Regions from separate parts of the Homo sapiens genome. Here region 1 is linked to region 2. Evidence: read pairs that join two places in POLR2A ChIA-PET (ENCODE). Cell type or tissue: MCF 10A. All regions are shown on one strand. Each heading gives the region's core, and the rest is flanking DNA. Links, peaks and the distances in the headings are about the cores only. Region 1 overlaps SEC23IP (SEC23 interacting protein). Region 2 overlaps INPP5F (inositol polyphosphate-5-phosphatase F).

Region 1 (12,665 bases), core at 4,737-8,736, 140 kb before region 2:
GGTAGCTGCTATTCAATAAAATGCTGAGAAGACTCAATTCCTTAAGCTAACCATTAAAAAAAAAATCAGTCCTATGACTTTATAGTCATTTCCCATATAAAGAAATGATGTAGGTTAAGTTCCAAACAGGTAGTAAAATAATAGAACCATAGAAATTCAAAAGATGGAAGGATCATCAAAGAGCATGTTAATAACAATACAAATAAGACGGCCACCCTAAGAGTCATCTAATTTTTCTAATTAGAAAACCTCTGTAAAATTAATTTGATCAATAAATTAAAATTAATAAAACAAGTATATTTTCCAGTTGTTCTAGTTTTAAATGCTTTTTAGCTGTTGCCTTGTTTTGTATTGTTAACAATTTTTGCTGTTTAGTGTTTAAGACTTCAGTGTGTATGTTTTTCCTCATCTCTTTAGATGGTAAGGACTGGGAAGAAAGTGAGCTATTACTTGGTGCTAAGCTTTGCATGCATTATTTCATGCTTACTCCAATCCTGTAAGGAAGGTATTATTCCATTTTAGAAATGAAGAAAACAAAGGATCAGAAAAATTAAGAAAATCACTCATGATCAGAAGGCTGAGGCGGGAGGATAGCTTGAGCCCAGGAGTTTGAGACCAGCAGTGGGAAACACAGCAAGATCCCATCTCAAAATAAACAAATGAATAAAACCAAATACAAATTGCTCATTAATACGCAGTTAATGAGCAGTTGAGCTGAGAATTTATTTGTCAGAACTTAACCACTGTTTGCACCAGGAAAACCTTAAATATCCATTTTAAAACTGAAAGCCCTTCATCCTAGGAACTTAGTCCCAGGAAAACCAGGATGGTCACTTAGCCTAATGTGGACTTAAGCCCAACTCTGACTCCTAAGTCTGGGTTTCCATCAGCTCCATTACTGTGCCCTAGGTAGGGAGCAAACTAGCTTACCTAACCATAGTAGTATTAAAATTTTCTATAATATAAACGAGCTGGTCACACCATGAGTTTTAGTTTTTCTTGAGTCAGAGGTGAACTTTACCAGTTTGGCTGCTTTATGTTCTACAAAGTTAGCTATCTTCTTTCTGGGTCCAAGGGGTATCCCCATTTCCTTCAGGTCATCAACTGTACACATAAGCTTTAAAAGGAAACAGACAAGCACATTAATCAATCTAGTGATAGAAGAACTGAAATGAGAATATGAAAATTATAAAGAAACCACATCATCTAAAGCAATCTAAGAGCCACTCAACTTTTTACAAGTTAGTTATTTTGTATTTAAATCATGCATCAGTTTAGGCTATAAAATCTTAGGCTTCCACACCTAAATCATTCTATTAATTAACAGAAAATACACATATGGTATACAAAATTCCAAAGCTATAGTCAAGCATACGATGAAATATCTTCCTCCCACTGCTGTCCCAAACATAGAATTCTCCTCTCAGCGCAACTGTGGAAACTTGCTCTCTTTGAAGCGATGTCTTATGTATGCATAGCACTTACATGTTTTTCTCTGTGTGTGTGCTCTACTATGCACACAGTAATGAACTCTGCTCTCTTCATGTAAATGTACCTTAGAGACGGGTATCTCTGACACTGCATCATTCATTCAACAGCTGTAGGGTACTCCGTTATGCGGATGCACCATAAATGATTTCACTAGCACCCTACTCCTCAACACCAATGGTGTCTCTAATGTTTTGTTACCTTGCAAACACTGCTGTGAGTATCCTTGTAGATAATTCTTGTTTGAATATTTCTCTATAGGAAATATTCCTGGCAATGAAACTGATGAAGCAAAGGGTAATTTTTATATTCTTAAAGATATTGCCAAACTGCCTTCCAAAGAGTTTGTAATATTTTACAGTCTGACCAACAATATATAACAATGCCTAGTTCCCTTCACCCTGGCCACATAGCATATTTTCAAACTTCCTATTTTTTCAAACTGGTAAGTTAAAAAAAATCCCATTGTACTTTCAATTTCCATTTCTCTTATGAGTTTTCATATGCGAAGACACCATTTGTTATTTCCTTTTCTGTAAATCATGTTTATATTCTTTGCCTATTTACATATCACACTGATGTGATGGTCTTTCTGTAACTGATTTGTAGAAGCTTTGAAAATCAATGAAGTAAGCCCTCTGTCTATAATGTGTGTTGCAAATGTATCACTGGCCTTTAGATGTTGTTTATGGTGTCTACTGTTATACAATTTTTTTCTTTGATGGCTTCTGGATTTTGCATCATACTCAGAAAAGCCTTTCAGATTATAAAAAAATATTCTTCTGTGTTTTTCAATTTTTTAAAACATTTCAGTCTTTGTCTACTCTGGAGTGTATTTTGATACGAAAATGTTTATTCTTAATTTTCAATCTACACAAGAAAAACAATTTCAAACAAAATGAAGCAAACTATGATCAGTACCAGGGACTCCATATCAATCTTTTCCTTTTCAAAAGTGCTAAAATATTCAGAGAGGCTAAGTGCTTCCAGAGTTTCTTGCAAAGTTAGGACTTCTTTATTTTCAACAACAAGGTCATACGACTCATCCAAAGTCAGCTTTGGCTCTTCAGGCATCTTTAAAAAAAAAAGTATGAAAAACATTACAAGCTCAGAAAAACTCCCATATAATGACTGCTGATCTACGAAAACTCTCAAACAATTTTGCTTTACACAGAAATCATAATTTTAGGCACAGTACTTTGCCATTCAAAGTTTGAATATTCTGGCCAGGCCCAGTGGCTCACGCCTGTAATCCCAGCACTTTGGGAGGCTGAGGCAGGTGCATCACCTGAGGTCAGGAGTTGAAGACCAGCCTGGCCAACATGATGAAACCCTGTCTCTACTAAAAACACAAAAATTAGCTCAGCTTGGTGGCAGGCGCCTGTAATCCCAACTACTCGGGAGGCTGAGGCAGGAGAATCGCTTGAAACCGAAAGGCGGAGGTTGCAGTGAGCCGAGATCACACCATTGCACTCTAACCTGGGTGACAAAAGTGAAACTCCGCCTCAAAAAAAAAAAAAAATTGAATATTCTGAAAAGTATATAAATTTAATAAATCACTCAAGTCTCCATTTCCTATAATTTACATTTTTAAAAATCACAAACTTTCACATTTAAATTTATAACCCATAAAGAAGAAGAGTGAGAAACTCAAATAATGAGCTATATGATTCCATTCCATTTCTAAACCTCGGTGTACTTTAATATGTAAAACCAGTTTCAGGGCTGGACACGGAAGCTATTATATTTGGGCCTATAACTGTACTCTGAATTTGGGGATTCTCTGAAGAGTTATTGATGCCAGCACTTTGGGAAGCCAAGGCAGGAGGATCGCTTGAGGCCAGGAGGGAACTCAAGACTAGCCCAAGCAACCAATGAGGCTCAGTTAAAACAAACAAACAAACAAACAAACAAACAAAAGTTTCAAGAAACAGTTCAGACTTTTGAAAATTGTTCAGCTCCATAGACTCTAAATCGAAATGTTAATTGGCCACGTACAGACGTACCTGCTTTTCCTGAAAATGTAGCTGCTTCACAACTCCATTAGCAACAGCAAGAGGTCCAGGGCACTTTGATAAATTCAAATCTTTTTGATTAGACAGGATGTCAAACAATATTAAAGAACCTATGAAAAAGAAACATTTTGCCTTATAATGTAGTAGGTACTTTTATAACACTAATTCTTTTTTCACTGTCTATAGTCAAAAGTCATACAGAAGTTACATGTTATTCAAGACCTGATAATTAATTATTTTATCAAACAGCAGAATAAAGTAAAATACATAGCATTCCCTAGGTAATACTAGAGGTGAATATAGAAAAGGCAGAATCTAAACTCAGAGCATTCATTTCTACCTTTTCTGAAACTTAAAATCTGTAATTCTTAATTTTGCACTAACAATATCACCTACACTGAAAGCAGTTATGACTCAACAAAAATTGTATTTAAAATGTGAATATTTGACAGTTTTACCTAAACTGTGACCAGCAACAGAGACACCTCCTTTGAAGTCTGGGTTCCGACTCATAAAGAGTGCATGCAGATGGTTTATCTCCATTCCTACTTTTTCCACAATTGTCTGACAGTAGGTGGGGCTGTTATAAAATAAAATATCTAGCAAAGTTTCATTGGTAAAGTGACGAAATCGACCAATACTTGGCAAAGTGATTTTCTTAATATTCCTGTTTAAAAAGAAAAATACAGCACATTCAGTCAGCATCTACCTTAAATTTACAGATTTTTTTAAAGTTTAGATTTTTGACTCCTGAAAATACACTAAGAAAACCCCACAGACTATGAGTTGTTTCTGTAGATAGTCATTATAAATAAATCAAGATAGGCCAGATGCGGTGGCTCACACCTGTAATCCCAGCACTTTGGGAGGCTGAAGTGGGTGGATCACTTGAGGTCAGGAGTTCAAGACCAACCAGGCCAACATGGCGAAACCCCGTCTTTACTAAAAATACACAAATTAGCCGAGTGTGGTGGTGTACACCTGTAATCCCAGCTACTCAGGAGGGTGAGGCAGGAGAACTGCTTGAACCTGAAAGGCAGAGGTTGCAGTGAGCTGAGACTGCACCACTGCATTCCAGTCTGGGCGACAGAGCAAGATTCCACCTCAAAAAAAAAAAAAAAAATTTAAATCAAAAGTTAGCCACAAGTCATGGCACACACCTGTACACCCAGCTATTTGGGAGGTTGAGGCATGAGAATCGCTTGAACCCAGGAGGTGGAGGTTGCAGTGAGCCGAGATTGTGCCACCACACTCCAGCCTGGGTGACAGAGCGAGACTCCACATCAAAAAAAAAATTAAAAGTATAAATAAAGGTAAACCAAAAAAATTTGTGCTGCCACATGTGGTGGCTCATGCCTGTGATCCTAGCACTTTGAGAGGCTAGGGCAGGAGGACCGCTTGAGCCCGGGAGATCAAGACCAGCTTGAGCAACACAGTGAGACCCCATCTCTACAGAAAATTTAAAAATTAGCCAGGCATGGCGGCTTGCACCTATAGTCCCAGCTACTTGGGAGACTGAGGTGGGAGGATCACTTGAGCCCAGGAGGCCAAGTCTACAGTGAGCCATGATCATGCCAGCGCACTCCAGAGCCTGGGTGACAGTGAGATGCTGTCTCAAAAACAATTCAGTTTTTTTTTTAAAGTTATTTGTGCCTATAACTATACTATGAATTTTGGGATTCTCTGAAGAGTTAGTTGCTATATAAGTCATATGCAAAGATTTCTATTTTATTTTTAAAGAGGGAAGATTACTCTTCCATTTTTCTTCCAGTTAACTGCAAATCTGGACACCTGACAAAACTTGTGGGTCAAAAGGACTAAAGAGAATATCAAACAGAAAAAACAGGGCTACATGGAATGAAAAATCTTCCCTAATTTGAGAATGACCAAAATGAAGTTTAGGAATACACACAGAGAAAGAAAACACCCTTACAATAGGGCCTAACATAGACAAAACGCTGTTTGTAGAAATAGTTTTATTAAACTATGTACCCTGAAACATTACGGTGTTCACTAAAATCTAGACATGTGCCAGCATAACTATTACCTGTATTTATGATTCTCAATTGGGAGCATTCAAAATTGAGCAGAGTATTTTTAATTGTCACAGTGCCTGGTGAGCACTGCTAGTACTGAGTGGCCTTTACACTAAGGAAGTTAAGTGGTCTGCACTGCGACAGCAAAGAATTGTCCTGACAAGAGCATCTCCACTGAGAAACAATATTCTGAATCTGTGGTTCTCAGCCAGGGGTGATTTTTACCCTCCAGGGGACATCTGGCAATTTCTGGAGACATTTTTGTTGGGGTGGAAAGCCCATTAGGCATCCTACTACATAAAGGACAGCCCCCTGTCTAAACTGCTACAGATTAAAATTGTATTTTAAAACCAGCTAAAATTTCTTAAGATTCTCTTAAATATTTACAAAAGGAATGCACACACACAGAGAGAAAAGTAGTGTGTAAACTTTACAGCCAATATTTAATTATATGTCAGAAGTATACAATTTTTAAAAACATATTGATTGAAGCTACAATAAACTATTTCATATTACGGTTTAAATCTTAAATTTAAATATGACTAATCTGAAAAACAAGTTATCAAAATCCACAAACCTGTCCACACCTGTGGCGTCCCCACCCAAAGAACTATGCCAATGAACTGGAAGGAACTCCACTCTGCTTACTTTCCCGTCATCTAAAGATTTCTTGAAATGTGTCCGCAGCAATTTGAGAGAAACCACCCTAAAATCATCCACTTCAAAAGAAAAAAAAAAAAGAGAAAATAAATTAAATTCTCCTAGCTTGATAGCTAGTCAGCAGTTACCTCAAATATGCCAGTATTTTTAATAACATAAAGATACATTTTTTAAAGAAAAAAATGAGGATAAGAGAATTAGTAAAATTTTTTAAAAAGAAAGGAATAAGTAACTTTTGGGAACCTCTTTTAAACTTTCCATTATTGCAAAGGAATAGATGCTTGGGATATATCAGTTTAACCACCACTGCTGGGAGGTAGCGTGGCACCTTGGGGAAAGGCTCTGGAATCACACTGCCGGCTCCAGGCTCCAGGCCCTACTGACTGTGATAAGGGAGAGTTTCACTTACCCCCAACCCCTACCTTACCTCTTCACCCCCAACCCCCACTATCCCAGGCCTCAGTTCCTCATTAGTCACAGTAGTGGCGATAACAGTGACAGCGCCTATACCCCAAAGGTTTATTTGTGAGGGTCAAATGACAAGGCATCTAAGATACTTGGCATATACCAAATATTCAATAAATACGAACTATTATTACATGGACATAAAAATAAAACTTCAAAAATTTAAGTCAACCAGGCAGATTCATGTTTCCATTAAACAACTTCTCCCAACTCACTGACTATAAATCCATTCAATGCAGAGGTGCTCCTAGCTGCTGCAGGTGCTCAGGCAAAGGCTGTCAACAAGGCTAAACTACTTCCAAGATCCCTTCTAATTCCTCACAGTCTGGGATTGTATGCGTCACATATGTCACAAGAGCAAATCAAGTACAACTTAGTATTTCCCACTGACCATTTAAATTTCCTCTTACAGACTCCTCAGCAAGTAGTACACAGCTGGGAACTATCCTAAAAATGAATACTCCAAAGCTCTTCTATTAGTTCTCAGATCATCCCATGAAATACAATATACCCAACACTTACCACACTCAATAATGCTCCTAAAGCGTAAGTCACACACAGGTCCAATGCCATGCACCACAAACACCAAATGGTCAACTTGAGGCATCTCCCCTATCAAAAAAAATTTTTAAACCTACATAAAAGATGGGAATTTGTTTGGATTTTCCTAATGGCAATATTCTAGATATCCCTTTCGTCATCACAAACTTGCCAAAGAAATTCATGACCCTTCAAAGAGAATAAGCCTCATTACCCCTATCAAATTAGAGGAACAATTTGTCCCTCTTGGCATATAAAAGCGAACTAGAACAAGAGGTGGAGGCAGCAGGCTCTCTCTGTTCCTGGAAGCTAATAGCACATGATGAGCAGCAGGTTTGTATCTATGGAGGCTCCACAACCTTGTGATGCTTCAGAACTCCCCAGGACACTAAGCCCCAGTGGAGATTACTCAGATTTCATCGTGTGAGTATTTATTTTACAAGAAACATACATTTTATTGAAACATTTTACATACACTTCAATAAACATGAAGTGTATGTAATTGTAAAAATAAAATCCATTCTTAAGTAATAGTACAGAAGAAACCAAAGCACATACACCAAAGCAGGCAATGGCAAACAATGGCCCACAGGCCAAATCCTACCCACATCCTACCTGTTGTTTTGTTTTGTTTTGTTTTGGAGATGGAGTTTCACTCTTGTCGCCCGGGATAGAGTGCAATGGCGCCATCTCGGCTCACTGCAACCTCCGCCTCCCGGGTTCAAGCAATTCTCTTGCTTCAGCTTCCTGAGTAGCTGGGATTACAGGCACCCACCACCACGCCCAGTTAATTTTTATATATGTATTTTTTTAGTAGAGACAGGGTTTCACCAAGTTGGCCAGGCTGGTCTCGAACTCCTGACCTCAGGTGATCCACTTGCCTCGGCCTCCCAAAATGCTGGGATTACAGGCGTGAGCCACCAGGCCCAGCCACCTGCTTTTATAAATAAAGTTTTTGACGAAGGGGAAACCATTCAAGGAAAAACATAAAAATAACATAAAGTTTTGTGGGCCGGGTGTGGTGGCTCACGCCTGTAATTCCAGAACTTTAGGAGGCCGAGGCACGTGGATCACTTGATGTCAGGAGTTCAAAACCAGCCTGGCCAACATGGCAAAACGCTGTCTCCACTAAAAATACAAAAATTAGCCGGGCGTGGTGGTGGGCGCCTGTAATCCCAGCTACTCGGGAGGCTGAGACACAAGAATTGCTTGAACCCAGCGGGTGCAGGTTGCAGTGAGCCCCAGATCACGCCACTGCACTCTAGCCTGGGCAACAGAGTGAGACTCCATTCAAAAAAAAAAAAAGCTTTATGGAAAACGGATATGCTCATTTGTTTACATACAGTCTTCAGCTGATTTCACACAACAATAGCAAAGCTGAGTAGTTTGTAACAGAGTCCATGTGGCCTGCAAAGCCTATCTGCTATCTGGCCCTTTACAGAAAAAGTCTGCAATCCCCGCACCAGAGGAATACAAACCAGTGAGGTGTAAAACCACAAGCCTAAAAGTGTTGCCAAACCTTAGTTCCAACCAGCAAAGTGCTTCTCCACACAACAAAACATATTTTAGAATCTATACTATGTGGTATGTGTATTTTAACAGAATTCCAAATTTAAAGATAAAGATATCTGTATGTCCTCACTCATATGTAGGAACTAAAGAAGTTTATCTCATGGAGGTAAGGGCAGAATGATGGCTACCAGAGCCTGGGAAGGGTCGGGGGGAAGTGAAGATAAAAAGGGGTCAATTAATGGGTACAAACATACAGGTATGTTGAAGGAATAACTTCTACTGTTCGATAGCACAGTAGGGTGACAACAGTTAACAATAATTTATTGTGTATTTCAAAATACCTAGGAGAGGTAGGGTGCGGTGGCTCACACCTATAATCCCAGCACTTTGGGAGGCTGAGGCAGGTGGATGACTTGAGGCCAGGAGTTTGAGACCAGCCTGGCCAACGTGGTGAAACCACATCTCTACTAAAAATACAAAAATTAGCCGGGCGTGGTGGTGCACGCCTGTAATCCCAGCTACTCGGGAGGCTGAGGCAAGAGAATCGCATGAACCTGGGAGGCGGAGGTTGTAATGAGCTGAGATCACGCCACTGTACTCCAGCCTGGCCAACAGAGTGAGACCCTGTCTGAAAAAAAAAAAAAAAAGAAAAAGAAAAAGAAAAATACCTAGGAGAAAAGATCTGAAATGTTCCCAACACAAAGAAATGATGAATGTTTGAGGTGATAGACATAATACTTACTTCAATTTCATCATTACACATTCTATGCATTTATCAAAATATCAGGTGTACCCCATTAATATGTATCAATTAAAAAATAAAGATACAAAAGTAATAAAATCAAAAAGAAAGATATGGCCAGGCACAGTGGCTCACGCCTGTAATTCCAGCACTCTGGGAGGCCGAGGCAGGCAAATAGCTTGAGCTCAGGAGTTCGAGAAAAGTCTGGGCAACATGGCAAAACTTCATCTCTACAAAAAATAGAAATATTAGCTGGGAGTGGTGGTGCAATGGCTGCTGTGGCAGGGCATTCTAATAACTGTTTATTTCTTCATCATTCTAAAGAATGATGCTAAAATGGAGAGGACTAAAACAGACCTCAGTTCTAAACAAACTATACACACCGTCGGGAATTTCATCAAGGTTATCATCAATTCCACGCTTTACAACCCTGGGCCTTGTCTGTCCATCTTGCGTGGTGCCCCATTCATCTGGCACTGAGGAGGGCTGGAACTGAACAATAACCTTCAAGATGCAACAGAATTATGACAAAGCTCATTAACAAATTCTTTTCCACTACAGGCTAAGTAGTTTAACACATAATAAGCTATACCTCAGAGTACGGAGAGTTTATAAATTATTAGTACTGTTCCCCCAAAACAAACTTTGAAGGAGTCTTGCTAGTGTTCATTAACCACCAAAATTAAGCAAATCGATACCTTTCCAATGCTTATGTTGAAAATTATACAATTAAATCAGAAGTATTACACCTTGATTTAAAAGCTAATAACATAGGCCAGGTATGGTGGCTCACACCTGTAATCCCAGCACTTTGGGAGGCTGAGGTGGGAGGATCACTTGAGCCCAGGCGTTCAAGACAAGCCTGAGCAATATGGTGAGACCCATCTCCACAGAAAACTTAAAAATTAGCCAGGCATGGTAGTGCATGCCTGCAGAACCAGCTTCTCAGGAGGCCGAGGCAGAAGGATTGCTTGAGCCCAAGAGGTCGAGGCTGCAATAAGCTGTGTTTGTGCTACTGCACTTCAGCCTGGGCAACAGAGCAAAATCCTGTCTCAAAAAAAAACTAAACAAAAATAAAAGCTAACATAAAACTCCAGGTTTACACAAAAGAAATCAAGGACAGGCCCGGTGCAGTGGCTCATGCCTGTAATCCTAACACTTTGAGAGGCCAACATGGGAGGACCGCTTGAGCTCAGGAGTTCCAGAGCAGCCTGGGCAACAAAGTTAGAGACCCTGTCTCTACAAAAAAAAAATAATAATAATAAAATAAAAACAAAAAAAGAAATCAAGGACAAGTAACCTGCAATTGAAGAGTCTTTGTCTTATAAAAACAAGTAAAGCAAAATCCTTTCAAAATAGTAAGATTCCCAATTAAACTACAATTTCAATTTCAGTGACAAAAACATAATGACAAAACCCTACCACTTTTTAGGAAATCCATTCTGTTAAACCAACTGTATTAAATTCAGCCCTGTACCACAAAGAAAATTTTCTTTAAAAAAAAAAAAAAGAATATATACTTGATGTAGTATGCAAAATGTTTATCTAAAAAAAAAAAAGGTTAGCCAAGCGTGTTGGCTCACACCTGTAATCTCAGCACTTTGGGAGGCCGAGGCAGGAGGAAGACTTGAGCCCAAGAGTTCAAGACCAGCCTGGGCAAGATAGCAAGACCCCATCTCTGCAAAAAAAAGTCTTAAAACTGGCCAGGCAAGGTGGCGCACACCTGTAGTCCTAGCTACTCGGGAGGCTGAGGCAGGAGGATCCCTTGAGCCCAGAGTTCGAGGATGCAGCGAGTTGTGATTGGCCACTGCACTACAGCCTGGGTAAGGGAGTGAGACCTTATTTCTTAAAAAAACAAACAAAAAGATTAAGAGTGGTTACTATGGAGAGGAGAAATGAGGAAGGCAGAGATAGGAGGCTTTTATTTTTCATTTAATATCCTTTTAAACTGTTTACATTTTGTTGGCATATGAATGTTATTTTTATTTCAGTATCAATAAGGACTATAGAAGTAGTTGGATTATAAGTTTTTTATATACTTTTCTATAAAAACAAATGAATAAATAAAAAGCCTATGTTCTCAGAAACTACTGTGTGCTAAGCCCCATGCTAGATGCTTTTGCATAAATTACCTTACTTCATCTAAAATATGACCCTGGGAGATCATTATTGCAGGTGAGGAACTTGGAGCTCTGAGAAATTAAGGTTGGCAAATGATAGAATCAGAATACCAGCAATCAATATTTTTTTAAAAACAAGATAAACTCATAGAGACGATAAAAATAAAAAGAAAAAGGACACATTTTTACTTGAAAGGTTAGAGCAAACCACATCAAGGGCAGACAGGCATACTACAGCCCACAGAAAAATCTGGCCATCTGTTTTTATAAATAAAGATTCATTGAAAATATCATACCCATTGGTTTACACATTGTCTCTGGCTGCTTTCACACCACGGTGGCAGAGCTGGTGGCTTCAACAGGGAACATGTAACTTGCAAAGCCTTAAATATTTTGTCTCTGGCCCTTTATAGAAAAAGCTTGCCAACTTCTGATCAAGTGAAAAAAATTATCAAGCAACTTCTACATTGCATACTAAACTCCAGTTATCATGTTGCCATAAACAGAAACTTCATAAGAAATACTTATTTTATTTATTTATTTAGACAGAGTCTTGCTGTGTCACCCAGGCTGGAGTGAGCGTGATCACAGCTCACTACAATCTCAAACTCTTGGGCTCAAGTGATCCTCTATCTCAGCCTCCCGAGTAGCTAGACAGGTGCACACCACTATGCTCAGCTAATTTTTTTAATTTTTGTAGAGACAGAGTCTCTTTGTTTCCCAGGCTGGTCTCAAACTCCTAGCCTAAAGCAATCTTCCCACTTTGGCTTCCCAAAGCGCTGGGATTACAGGTGTGAGCCACCACACCCAGCCTGAGAAAAATTTACTTTTTATTTTGAGACGAGGTCTTGCTCTGTCACCCAGGCTACTAGAGTGCAGCGGGGAGCAATCCTGACTCACTGCAGCCTCAACCTCTCGGGCTCAAGTAATCCTCCCACCTCAGCCTCTTGAGTAGCTGGGACTACAGGCATGTGCCACTACACCCAGCTAATTTTTCTATTTTTTATAGAGACAGGGTTCTGCTGTCCCCCTGGCTCAAGCATTCCACCTGTCTCAGCCTCTCACAGGTGTGCACCTCGCCCTACGA
Region 2 (12,665 bases), core at 4,147-8,146:
ACAATGTACATTATCAAATATAGTATCTTTCCAATAAACCATCTAAAGGTATAGTACCAAAAATATAAAATTTTTAACTTTCAAACACAGGTTTTATCTCATATACAAACTCACCTGGAAAACCAAGAGGCATCTTTTTTCCCACAAAAACATGGTATTGCCAATACTTAAACTCAACTTACACATTCAAATATATTTTAAAATAAATACACATTTTTTTAGAGTTAACTACTCATATACAAAAATGTGAAAAATCTATGTGCTTCTTTTTAAAAGGTTACAGATATTCAATATGCCTTGCAGTTATGATGAAGATTAAATCTGAGAAAATATAATGTAACAGAAACAAAGCTTTGTCAATAGTAGCCTTCCTTTTTCAAGGAGGCTTCAAGTGTCCTAGACTTTGAGGTCAGAAATTGGACTCAAATTTTAGCTCCATCATTTGCTTCTTGTATACTTCAAAGCATAATACTTAGCTGCTCCAATTCTCAGTTTTCTCATATGAAAACTGGGATAAAGCTGCCTACTTCAGAGAATGGCTATGAGGATTAACAATTTGTATAATTCATGATGCTATTCCTAAGAATTAATGTTTACTGAACATCTACTATAAGTATCACCAGGCAATTTATGTCTATATTTTTAATACCACTACACCCTGCTAACAGATTCCATTTCCAATCTATAGTTGAAAAACTAAGAAACATTCAAATAATGTGCCCCAGGCTTGCAACTGGCCGATAGGATTTTTTTTAAACTTCCCTTTTAGACATCTTCAAACATACATAAAAGTAGAGAGAGCAATATAATCAAACCAAATCCACCCACCACTTAGGCCCAACAGTTATCAATGAATGACTCAGTCTTCTATGATGTTCAACTTTTTTTTTTTCCAATGACTCTGTACTTGTCTTTAAAAGAATTCCAAATCTAGAAAGTAAAGAAGAAACCCCATGGGCTTTGGGTTAAAAACCTGAGTTAGAATTCTATTTGAGGCTGGGCACCATGGCCCATGCTTGTAATCCCAGCACTCTGGGAGGCCAAAGCAGGTGGATCACTTCAGCCCAGGAGTTCAAGACCAGCCTGGGCAATATGGGGAAACCCTGTCTCTACAAAAAAAACCATTTAAAAATTAGCCAAGCATAGTGGAGCAACCCTGTAGTTCCAGCTACTCAGGAGGCTGACAGTAGAAGGATCACCTGAGCCGAGAGAGGTCGAGGCTGCAGTGAGCCATGATCACACCACTGCACTCCAGCCTGGGCAACAGAATGAGAGATGCTGCCTCAAAAAAAGAAAAAAGAATTATATTTGATAATCCAGTTTCTTCCAGAAATAAATGGCAAAAAAAATTTTAGATTCTAGTATAATCAAATATATAAAATTTTTCTTTGATTGATTTTTCCCCCTAAGGAAACCTAAAGAGAATCTGAGTGAAGAAAAATTCCAACCACCTATCATCATACCATTTTCCAAAGAAGAGAGAAATTAAGGTAGAGAACTTAGATTATGACGTGTAGATATCTATTTCCTTACAAATTTTACTTAGTTTAGTTTTTTTTATTTTTTGATCTATGTGTTAGACTGAAACAGTGAGGAAAAAAACTAACATCGAGCCTTTACTATATGCTGTATATTTTTCATTTGCTAAACCTCAGCCTCATGGAAAAAGCGTGGACTCTAGATGTAATATAAAAGGTTAAAAACTAACTATACATATTGTAAGGAAATGGAATATTATATATTTAGCAGTTTTTCAGACCTTGAGAAACCAATAATATATTAATAGATGGGAGTCCACTGATGTGGCCACATATAAATAAAAACATACAAAAAAGCATTAATATAGGCCACTTGCATATGTAATAGAAAAAAGGTATCATAACATTAGCAACAGGAGCAATAAAGTTTCTGGGACTAATTCCAATTAAGAAATGTCTAGGTCGGGAGTGGTACTTCCAGCACTTTGGGAGGCCAAGGCAGAGGGATTGCTTGAGCCCAGGGGTTCAAGATCAGCCTGGGCAAAATAGCCAGGCCCAGTCTCAAGAAAGAAAGAAAAAAAAAAACAAAACGAACAAACAAATGAATAAAAGAAAGGTCTAATATCTACATGAAAAGCACCACAGAACTTTCATTTAGAGCATACAGAAAATAAATACATGAAAGCACCATGAGCCTGGATGCACAGGTTCAACATTTCAAACTTGTTGGTATCTCTCAAATTAATATAGAAATTTAATGCAATTTCAATCAAAATTCTTATGGGACTTCTAGGGAGTTTTTTTTTTTTTTTTTTTTTTGGAGACTGAGTCTCCCTCTGTCGCCAGGCTGGAGTACAGTGGCGTGATCTCAGCTCACTGCAACTTCTGCCTCCCGGGTTCAAGCAATTCTCCCTCCTCAGCCTCCCGAGTAGCTGAGACTACAGGCGCACGCCACCATGCCTAGCTAATTTTTTTATTTTTAGTAGAGACGGGGTTTCACCATGTAGCCAGGACGGTCTCTATCTCTTGACCTTGTGATCTGCCCACCTTGGCCTCCCAAAGTGCTGGGATTATAGGCATGAGCCACTGAGCCCGGCCAGGAAATTTAAATATATTTTAAATTTCACTTGAAAGACTAAATGCGTAAAAATATCCAGTAAAGATTTTGAAAAGAAATTGAGACTACTTGTCTTCCTAGGCAGAACTATGGTAACACCAGGCGTGGTGGCCTGCACCTGTAATTCCAGCTACTTTGGAGGCTGAGGCAAGAGGACTGATTGAGCTCAGAAGTTCAAGAAGTTGTCAGTGAGCTACGATTCCATCACTGTACTCCAGCATGGGGGACAGAGTGAAACCCAACATTGGAGACAGAGCAAGAGGGGGATTTAAAAAAGCATGGTAATTAAAACTTGATACTAGGTAAAGGAAAAGATAAATGAATCACTAGAATAGAGAAGCCAGACACGACCTATGTAAAAATGAGCATCTCATAAATGATGATAAAGAAGGGAAAAGAATGGTGTCTCAATAAATGGAAACAATAAACACTGGAGATTCCGAAACGGGGGATAGTGGGAAGGAAGCAAGGGTTAGAAAACCGTCTATTGGGTAGTATGTTCACTATTTGAGTGACGGGATCAACAGAAGACCAAACCTCAGCATCATGCAATATACTCATGTAACAAACCTGCAGATGTCGCCCCGAAACTAAAATTTGAAAAACAGGCTGGGAGAGGTGGCTTATGTCTGTAATCCCAGCACTTTGGGAGGCCAGGGTGGGTGGACTGCTTGAGTCCAGGAGTTTGAGCCTAGCCTGGGCAACACAGCAAGACCCTGTCTCTACAAAAAATACAAAAATTAGCAGGGCATGGTGGCACACATCTGTAGTCCCAGCTACTCAGGAGGCTGACATGGGAGAATTGCATGACCCCAGGAGGCGAAGGTTGCAGTAAGCTGAATTCAAGCCACTGCACTCCATCCTGGGCAACAGAGTAAGACACTATTTCAAAAAAGATAATAATTTTTAAAAATTAGGCTGGGCGCAGTGGCTCACACCTGTAATCTCAGCACTTTGGGAGGCCAAGGCAAGCGGATCACGAGGTCATGAATTCAAGACCATCCTGGCCAACACAGTGAAACCCCATCTCTATTAAAAATACAAAAATTAGCTGGGCATGGTGGTGCGTGCCTATAATCCCAGCTACTCAGGAGGCTGAGGCAGGAGAATTGCTTGAACCGGGACCCGGGAGGTGGAGGTTGCGGTGAGCCAAGATTGCGCCACTGCACTCCAGCCTGGGCTACAGAGCGAGATTCCATCTCAAAAAAAAAAATTAAAACAATGTTGAAATAATTGGTTCTCCACACGAAAAAAAAGTTAAATTCCCACTGCAAGCCATGCCCCCCAATTAATTGTAGATGAGCTAATTGCTAAAAATAAAAGCAAAACAAAATATAGCAGATTCTTTATCATCTCAGAGCAGAAGGACCTTCGGAAGCATGATACATAATCCAGAAGTCATAAAATGAACAGGCTTGATTCCATTAAAAATGAAACATATCTGGGTGGTAAATCACACTATGAACAAAATGAAAAGCAAATGACAAACAGGAAATTATTTGCAACACATGGCATGCTAAAGGTTAGTATTTACGAAATAGAAAGAGCTGTATCAATCAACAAGAAAAAGGTAATAGGTTTTCCTCTCGGTAATTTTCCATCCACAGATTCCTACCACACTCTTTTGCTGTAAATCCCCACTTGTCCTTACTATATCTGGAATTGAGCACAATCCTGGACTGAGGTTTCTTTTCCCCTTGTGCAACAGTTCCTCAATAAAATCTGTAGAAAAGAAAAAGGTAATGTCCCCAAAGTAAAAAAAGATAGGTCAGGTGCAGTGGCTCACACCTGTAATCCCAGCACTTTGGGAGGCCGAGGTAGGCAGATCACGAGGTCAGGAGATCCAGACCATCCTGGCTAACATGGTGAAACCCTGTCTCTACTAAAAAATACAAAAAATTAGCCCGGCGTGGTGGCGGGCACCCGTAGTCCCAGCTACTCGGGAGGCTGAGGCAGGAGAATGGCGTGTGAACCCGGGAGATGGAGCTTGCAGTGAGCCGAGATCGCGCCACTGCACTCCAGCCTGAGCAACAGAGTGAGACTCCATCTCAAAAAAAAAAAAAAAAAAAAAAAAAAAAAAATATATATATATATATATATATATATATATATATATATCTCCATACTTTATGGAGTATGGATGATAAACATTAAAAATATAATTAAGCTCAGCAATAATGAAATAAAATAGGAAGATCACTTTGTATCAGACTGTCAAAAAGAAATCTCTTTGTTAAAAGTAATACTTAGTGTTGGAGATGCATCAAAATTCAAACTGTGTACATGCTTTATCCAATCTGTTCCTCTCCTAGAAATGTAGTCTATACACTTGGGAAGGCTGGGAAAATGAAGACTATAAGCATAATAATTGTATTTGTTTGTAAATGCATAAAGAAACTCTCAGAGGATTCACAATAAACTAATGATGGTGCTAGGTTGGATGAAGCAGTGGAAATAGGGCAGATAGGGACAGAGGAGTGAGGGAGGCTTCGCTGAATACCTTTTACTACTATTTACATTGTTGTTAAACCACGCACTTGTACTACCTAAAAATTTAAATTAAAAAAAAAAGCTCCTTCTGCGGAAACAACCCAAACATCCATCAAGGGATGAAGGAACAGACAAAACATAGTCTATCTATACAAGGGAATATTATTCAGCTATAAAGGAATGAAGTGCTGATACATGTTTCAACATGGACAATCCTTAAAAACATTGTGCTAAGTGAAAAAAAACAATCACAAAGGTGCACATATTGTATGATTTCATTTATGTGAAATATTGAGAACAGGAAAATCCCTAGAGACAGAAGGTAGATTAGGAGCTGAGGTTAGTGGTTGCCAGGAGCTGGTGTAGGGGTAATGAGAAATAACTGGCCATCTGAGAGGTTTCATTCTTGGATGCCGAAAATGTTCTGGAATTAGAGAGTGGTAAATGTTGCGTAACCTTGCAAATCTACTAAAAACCACTTAACTGCACACTTTAAAAGGGTTAATTTTATGGTATGTAAATTAAATCTCAAGTTTTTTATTTATTTATTTATTTTCAAAAAAATCTCCTTCTGAAGAACAAAAGAACTTGTTAGGAGTCTTAAGAAGAGGATAAAAAACTAAAAGTATACTTTCTGCCAAAAATGGAGGTTAGGATAGGACAGCCTATAATTCTTGAAATGTATCAACACTAGTGAAAAGATGTAGGTGTCTGGAATAGTGTTCAAGGAAATAATCAAAATTATCACAATGAAAAGAAAAATTATGAACTGAACACTGAGCTATTTCCAAGCAAAAACACTCACTCTAGAAAATAAAACAAACAAAAGAAGACCTCACAGAAAATAATAGCAATCTCTACTCCTGTAATTATTTTGCCTTAGGTGAAACAAAATACACCACCACTGCCACATAAAAAGCCTGAGATGTCCGGCAGGAATGTGCATATTGAGCTACAGGGTTAAATGATTTCTACATTTTATACTTAGAATTAAAACAAGACAAATGTAAAAGTACAGCGTCACTATTGTTTGGCAATCCTATTATCCATCAGGCCTAATTTCACAGTACAATTTTTAAAAGCACCAAAGCAGGCTATGTATTTATTTGTTACCCACCAGGAAAAGAAACTTGGTTCAATTAAAGCTACCATTTTGAGATCAGGATATACACAGTATAACAAGGAATAAAAAAAATAGAATCTAGCAAGGTCTGATGGCATAAAGATTTCTTTCCAACTTTTTAAACATATTACAATGGGGGAAAAAGTCAATTTTGTAACCGTGCCTCTTCCTGGAAAAGAGAGACAAGGAAACCTGACTTCCCCAGCAAGATAAAAAAAACTGATTAGGAAGTGATTATCTTGAAAAGCATGACCAGTAGGGCAAGCTAAAACAATAGTCCTGGAAAAGATTCAATTGCTTGACTTAGAAAGTGACTCACTTAAAAGGAGATGAGCAACTGTAGGATAAAGATTTTCATACCACTTTAGAAAAAAAAATTTTTCTCCTGCATTACGGTTCTCTAGAGAAACAGAACTAAGAGGATATATAAATGAGAGGAGATTTATTATTGGAATTGCTCATGTGACTATAGAAGCCAAAAAGTCCCACAATCTGCCATCTGCAAGCTGGAGAACCAGAAAAGCCTGTGGTGTAATTCAGTCCAAGTCCAGGGGAGTCAATGGTAAAAGTCCCAGTCCAAGTCCGAAGGCCTGAGAACTGGGAGGCTGATGGTTTAAGCCCCAATCTGAGTCCGAAAGCTTGAGAACCAGGAGCTCTGATGTCCAAGAGCAGGAGAAGATGGATGCCCTGGCTCAAACACAGTGAATTCATACTTCCTTTTTGCTTCTGTTCCGGCCCTCAACAGACGGGATGATGCTCACCTACACTGATAAGAATGGGTCTTCTTTACTCGGTCCACCAACTCAAAACGCCAAGTATCTTCTGGAAACACCCTCACACACATGACCAGAAATCATTTTGTACCAGCTTTCTGGGCATCCCTTCCCAGTCAAGTTAACACAAAAAATTAAACATCACTGCCAGATCCGGTGGTGTGTGCCTGCAGTCCCAGCTACTCAGGAGGCTGAGGTAGGAGCATCACTGGAGCTCAGGAGTTTGAGACCAGCCTGGGCAGCATAGTGAGACACTGTCTCAAAAAGTAAATAAATATAAATAAAATTTTTAAAATTAACCGACTCCCTACTCATGACCTTGCCTCTAAGGGGTACTGCAACTACGTATTTCTAGACATGGCTCACCATCCTATTGACATACAGAAAAGATATACATTTAATCCACCAATGCATGTCCAGCAATCATTTTTATTTTTATTAACATTATATAGGGAATATATTAATATATCCCATTTTTTGAAAGTTTAAACATTACAGATAAAACTGAAGTTCTCTTTGACCACTATTCCCCACTCCATGGAAATTCTTTAAACCTAATCCAAACCCTGCTTTCTTAGTTCTCTCACATAAGGAGAACAGGAGAAATGGAAAGTAACCAGTTACCATTCTTGGCACTAGTCCTTTTAATTTTACTTGAGAACTTAAAATGACTTATGTTCACAGCATACAACCATAATTTATTTTGTAGGTTCTATTTTCACCGCTCTTTTGGACACTTTCCAGTTTATCTCTATAAACATTCATGTGAGGAACAAGGGTAAAAAGGAAGAGAAGGTGCATTTACTAATGAGTCTCAGGTGTTTACTTCCTTTAGTATGCTCTAATACTGCACACTACATTCCTGAGGCAAAGATTACCTTTCCTAGGTCCACTGGAACAGTCACAGAGAGGCTGGGAAATGGTGAAACAGAGAGCACCCATCAGCCTGAACACTCACACGGTTGTGCAATTATGACTTGAGGAGCTAGCACAGGAGAATTCATAATTTTTTTCCTTTTCTTTCTCTCCCTTTTAAGAGACAGGATCTCATTATATTGGCCAGGCTGGAGTGCAGTGGCTATTCACAGGCACGACCCCACTACTGATCACAGCGTGGGAGTTCTGACCTGCTCCATTTCTGATCTGGGCCAGTTCACTCCTCCTCAGGCAACCTGGTCGTCTCCCCTCCCAAGAGGCTGCCGTATTTGATGTCAAACTTAGTGCAGACACCCAATCAGCATAGCTCACTCCAGCCCAGAACTCCTGGGCCCAAGTGATCCACCTTAGACCTCTACTAGCTGGGACTACAGGTATGTGCCACCACACTTGACAAGAATTTATAATTATACTGACATACCAACAAATATTAACCCAAAGACAGAGGTGCATACTATATACTCCAAAGTCTTTTGTAGCATAATATTTAAATACAAACATTTCTTGAAGGACTTCTGCAGATTATGCTCAAAACGCCACAGAAGAGTCTATATTTGCACTGGATACATCAGAGGATGGAGACATGTTGGTAAAGAAGGAAAAAGATAATCTGAAAAGGGGAAAAGTCTGCTCGCCTTTCCTTTCTTCTCTGTAACATTGCCAACAGGAATACTCACGTTCCTCTGTCATTTCAAATTGACAGTCTAAACTAAAAAATGTAAACCAAATGACTCGTTGCTTTTTATATATATTTATAGTTGGTTTTAAGGTTATACTTAGATGCATACAAATTTCAAACTATTCTTTCTGGTGACTTGAACATTTTGTTATTTTTGAAATGATTCTCTCTACTTCCTGCCTTAAAGTCTACTTTGATATTAGCACAGTGACACCAGTTTTCGTTAGGCTAATATTCACACAGTTTCTATGCTTTTACTTTCTGTATTCATATCTCTAAGGCATTTGTCTTGAAAGTAAGCATGTAGATGGATTTTATTGTTTTTCTAGTATAAACATCTTTGGTTTTTAATTGAAGCATTAAGTCTACTCATTTGTTATGTAATGTCTGACATATTTAGGAATCAAACTATCATCTTACTATTTGTCCCATTTGTTCCATACATACCTTTTCTTGCCTTCTTTTGGATTAAGTTTTTAAATCATTATTATTCTGCTTTTCTCCTTTATGAGCTTTTTACAATATTTTATTATTCTGTTAGTGGTTACACTGTAGGGGATAACATGAATCCTAATTTACAAAAGCCTAATGTAAATTTGTACTTTTCCAGCTGCTGGACAGTGAAAGGACTTAGAATACCAACTCCTCTAACTCCCCATTGTTACTACTATTGTTGTGTATTTTAATTCTACATTTAAAGTTAAGCCCCATGTATGATGACAAATTCACTTAAATTTACTATTTCCCCTTTCCATTGATCTTCATTTCTTCCTACCCCTCCATGCTCCCATCTGGAATCATTTTCCTTTTGCCTGAAAATCTCTCTAGGTTTTTTTTTTTTTTTTTTTTTTTTTTCTGGAGACAGAGTCTCACTCTGTTGCCCAGGCTGGAGTGCAGTGGCATGATCTCAGCTCACTGCAACCTCTGCCTCCCAGGTCCAAGGAATTCTCCTGCCTCAGCCTCCCAAGTAGCTGGGATTGCAGGCTCCCATCACCACGCCTGGCTAATTTTCATATTTTTAGTAGAGACAGTGTTTTACCATGTTGGACCAGGCTAGTCTTGAACTCCTGACCTCAGGTGATCTGCCAGCCTTGGCCTCCCAAAATCCTGGGATTACAGGTATGAGCCACTGTGCCCAGCCCTCTCTAGTATTTCTTTTAATGCAGAGACTGTTGGTGACAAATTCTCTGTTTTTATTTGTCTCAAAATGTCTTTATTTTTAATTTCTGAAGGTATAAAATTCTGGACAGGCACTTTGACGATGTCATTCCATTGTCTTCTGGCTTCCATTGTTTCTATCAATGCTTAACATGCCTTTGAATTTAATGTGTATTTTTTTCTTTGGCTGCTTTTAGGATATCCTCTTTGTCTTTACTTTTCATCAGTTTTACTATGAGGTAACTGAGTGTGGTTTTCTTTATGTTTTTTCCTTGGATTCAAAGTACTTCTTGAATCTGTGGCTTGTATTTATAGTTGGTTTTAGAAAATTCTTGGCCATTATCTCATCAAATACTGCTGTTGTCAGAAACAGAACCTCTGACTAGTTTTCTTGATCTCGTTTTTAAAGTGTATGAAATATCCGTAAATGACCCTGTGATGGTTAATTTTGTGGGTCAACTTGACTGGGAAGGGATGCCCAGATTGCTAGTAAAACATTATTTCTGAGGGTATTTCCAGAAGAGATTTGCATTTGAATTGGTAAACTGAATAAAGACTGCCCTCACCAATACAGGTGGGCATCATCCAATCCACTGAGGGCCAGAATAGAACAAAAAGGCAGAGGATGGGCTACCTTGCTCTCTAAGCTGGGACATCATCTTCTCCTGCCTGCAGACATCAGTGCTCCTGGTTATCAGGCCCTTGGATTCCAACTGAGACTTACATCACTGACTCCCCTGATTCTCAGTTTTTGGGCTTGGACTGGAACTATACCACCAGCTTTCCTGGTTCTCCAGATTGCAGATGGCAGCCTCCATAATCACATGAGCCAATCCCTTATAATAATTATCTTTAAATAACAGATCTCTGTAAGTAATAATTTCGGTATAGATGTTAAATCTCCGTCTCTCTCTCTCTCTCTCTATATATATATATATAGTATATAGTGTATACAGAGAGATTAATTAGTATTTATATATAGTATATAGTGTATATCTATATAGTATATATATACACTATACACACACACACACACACACACACACACACACACACACACACAGTTTACCCTTGAACAATGCAGGAGTTAGGGGTGCTGACTCCCCATGCACATGCAACTTTTGGCTGGGCACAGTGGCTCACACCCGTAATCCCAGCACTTTGGGAGGCCGAGATAGTTGGATGACCCGAGCTCAGGAGTTAGAAACCAGACTGGGCAACATAGCAAAACCCCATCTCTACAAAAAAAAAAAAAAAATACAAAAATTAGCCAGGTATCATGGCGTGCACCTGTAGTCCCAGCTACTCAAGAGGCTGAAGCATGAGAGTCGCTTGAACCTAGGCAGTCGAGGCTGTAGTGAGCTGAGATCACGCCACTTCACTCCAGCCTGTGTGACAAAGCAAGACCCTGTCTCAAAAACAAAAACAATATCCACATACAACTTTTAACACCCCCAAAACTTAACTATGAAAAGCCTACTACTGATTAGAAGCTTAATAACATAAATAGTTGATTAACACATATTTTGTATGCTGTATTATATACTGTATTCTTACAATAAAGTAAGCTAGGCTGGGCACGGTGGCTCACACCTGTAATCCCAGCACTTTGGGAGGCCAAGGCAAGTGGATCACCTGAGGTCAGGGGTTCGAGACCAGCCTGACCAACATAGTGAAACCCCATCTCTACGAAAAACACAAAAGATTAGCTGGGCGTGGTGGTAGGCACCTGTAATCCCACCTACTCGGGAGGTTGAGGCAGGAGAATCGCTTGAATCCAGGAGGCAGAGGTTGCAGTGAGCTGAGATCGTGCCACTGCACTCCAGTCTGGGCGACAAGAGGGAAACTCTGTCTCAAAAAATAAATAAATAAATGAATAAATAAAGTAAGCTAGAGAAAAGAAAATGTTATTAAGAAAACCACAAGGGGCCAGGCGTGGTGGCTCACACCTGTAATCACAGCACTTTGCGAGGCCAAGACAGGCGGATCAGCTGAGGTCAGGAGTTCAAGACCAGCCAACATGGTGAAACTCCATATCTACTAAAAATACAAAAAATTAGCCAGGCATGGTGGCGCATGCCTGAAATCCCAGCTACTTGGGAGGCTGAGGTAGGAGAATCGCTTGAACCCGGGAGGCGGAGGTTGCAGTGAGCCGAGGTCGCACCACTGCACTCCGGCCTAGGCAACAACAGCGGAACTCCATCTCAAAAAAAAAAAAAAAGAAAACCATAAGGAAGAGAAAATGTATTTACTACTCATTAAGTGGAAGTGGGTCATTATAAAGGTCTTCATCCTTATCTTCATGTTAAGTAAGCTGAGGAAGAGGAAGGATGAGAACGGGTTGGTCTTGAGGTCTCAGGGGTGGCAGAGGCAAAAGAAAATACACTATACATGAACCCACACAGTTTAAACTTGTGTTGTCCAAGGGTCAACTGTGTGTGTTTGTGTGTGTGTGTGTGTGCACACGCCTGTGTATGCAAGCACATGCGCGCGTATACACTATTGGTTCTGGAAAGCCCTAATCGAGATTTTGGTACCAAGCAGCAGGGGTGCTGCTATAACAAACATCTAAAGATGTGGAAGCAGCTTTGGAACCAGGTAATGGGTAGAGGCTGAAAGAGTTTGGAGGTGCATACTATTAGAAAAAGCCTACACTGCCCTGTGTGAACCTTTAAAGGTGATTCTGGTGAGGACTCAGAAAGAAGAGAGATGAGCTGTAGAAAAAGCCTCAATCTTCTCAGAGAATTCCTAAGTAATCCTGAGCAGAATGTCAGTAGAAAACATGAACCGTGAAGAGCATTCTGATGAAGTCTCAGATGAAAATAAGGAACGTGTTATTGGACAATATGGAGATGATCCTGGTTATAAAGTGGCAAAGAACTTGGTTGAAATTTGTGCATGTTCTAGTATT

Evidence for each region. ChIA-PET counts read pairs that join two places held together with the same protein. Peaks named below come from ENCODE experiments on the same cell type or tissue, not always from the same donor. Only the 100,000 strongest peaks of a DNase experiment are listed, where the experiment ranks them.
Region 1: POLR2A ChIA-PET joins it to region 2 with 5 read pairs; 2 of 35 experiments call an interaction of 5 or more read pairs at or near these places.

The regions. Positions count from the first base shown.
Region 1 is chr10:119,909,341-119,922,005 of GRCh38, reverse strand. SEC23IP (SEC23 interacting protein) reads right to left here. Exons shown (of 19, transcript NM_007190.4): 6 at 9,842-9,962; 7 at 7,187-7,276; 8 at 6,117-6,258; 9 at 3,962-4,170; 10 at 3,495-3,613; 11 at 2,410-2,562; 12 at 1,022-1,117. Among named protein-coding and RNA genes, the nearest start is that of SEC23IP, 23 kb to the right of the region's middle. RefSeq lists an enhancer at 12-181. In MCF 10A, for the core only: no CTCF peak of the experiment used is centred there; no DNase peak of the experiment used is centred there.
Region 2 is chr10:119,763,894-119,776,558 of GRCh38, reverse strand. All of the region lies in intron 2 of INPP5F (inositol polyphosphate-5-phosphatase F), which reads right to left. It also overlaps the pseudogene RN7SL846P. Among named protein-coding and RNA genes, the nearest start is that of INPP5F, 44 kb to the right of the region's middle. In MCF 10A, for the core only: no CTCF peak of the experiment used is centred there; DNase peaks (open chromatin) are centred at 5,468, 6,478 and 7,908.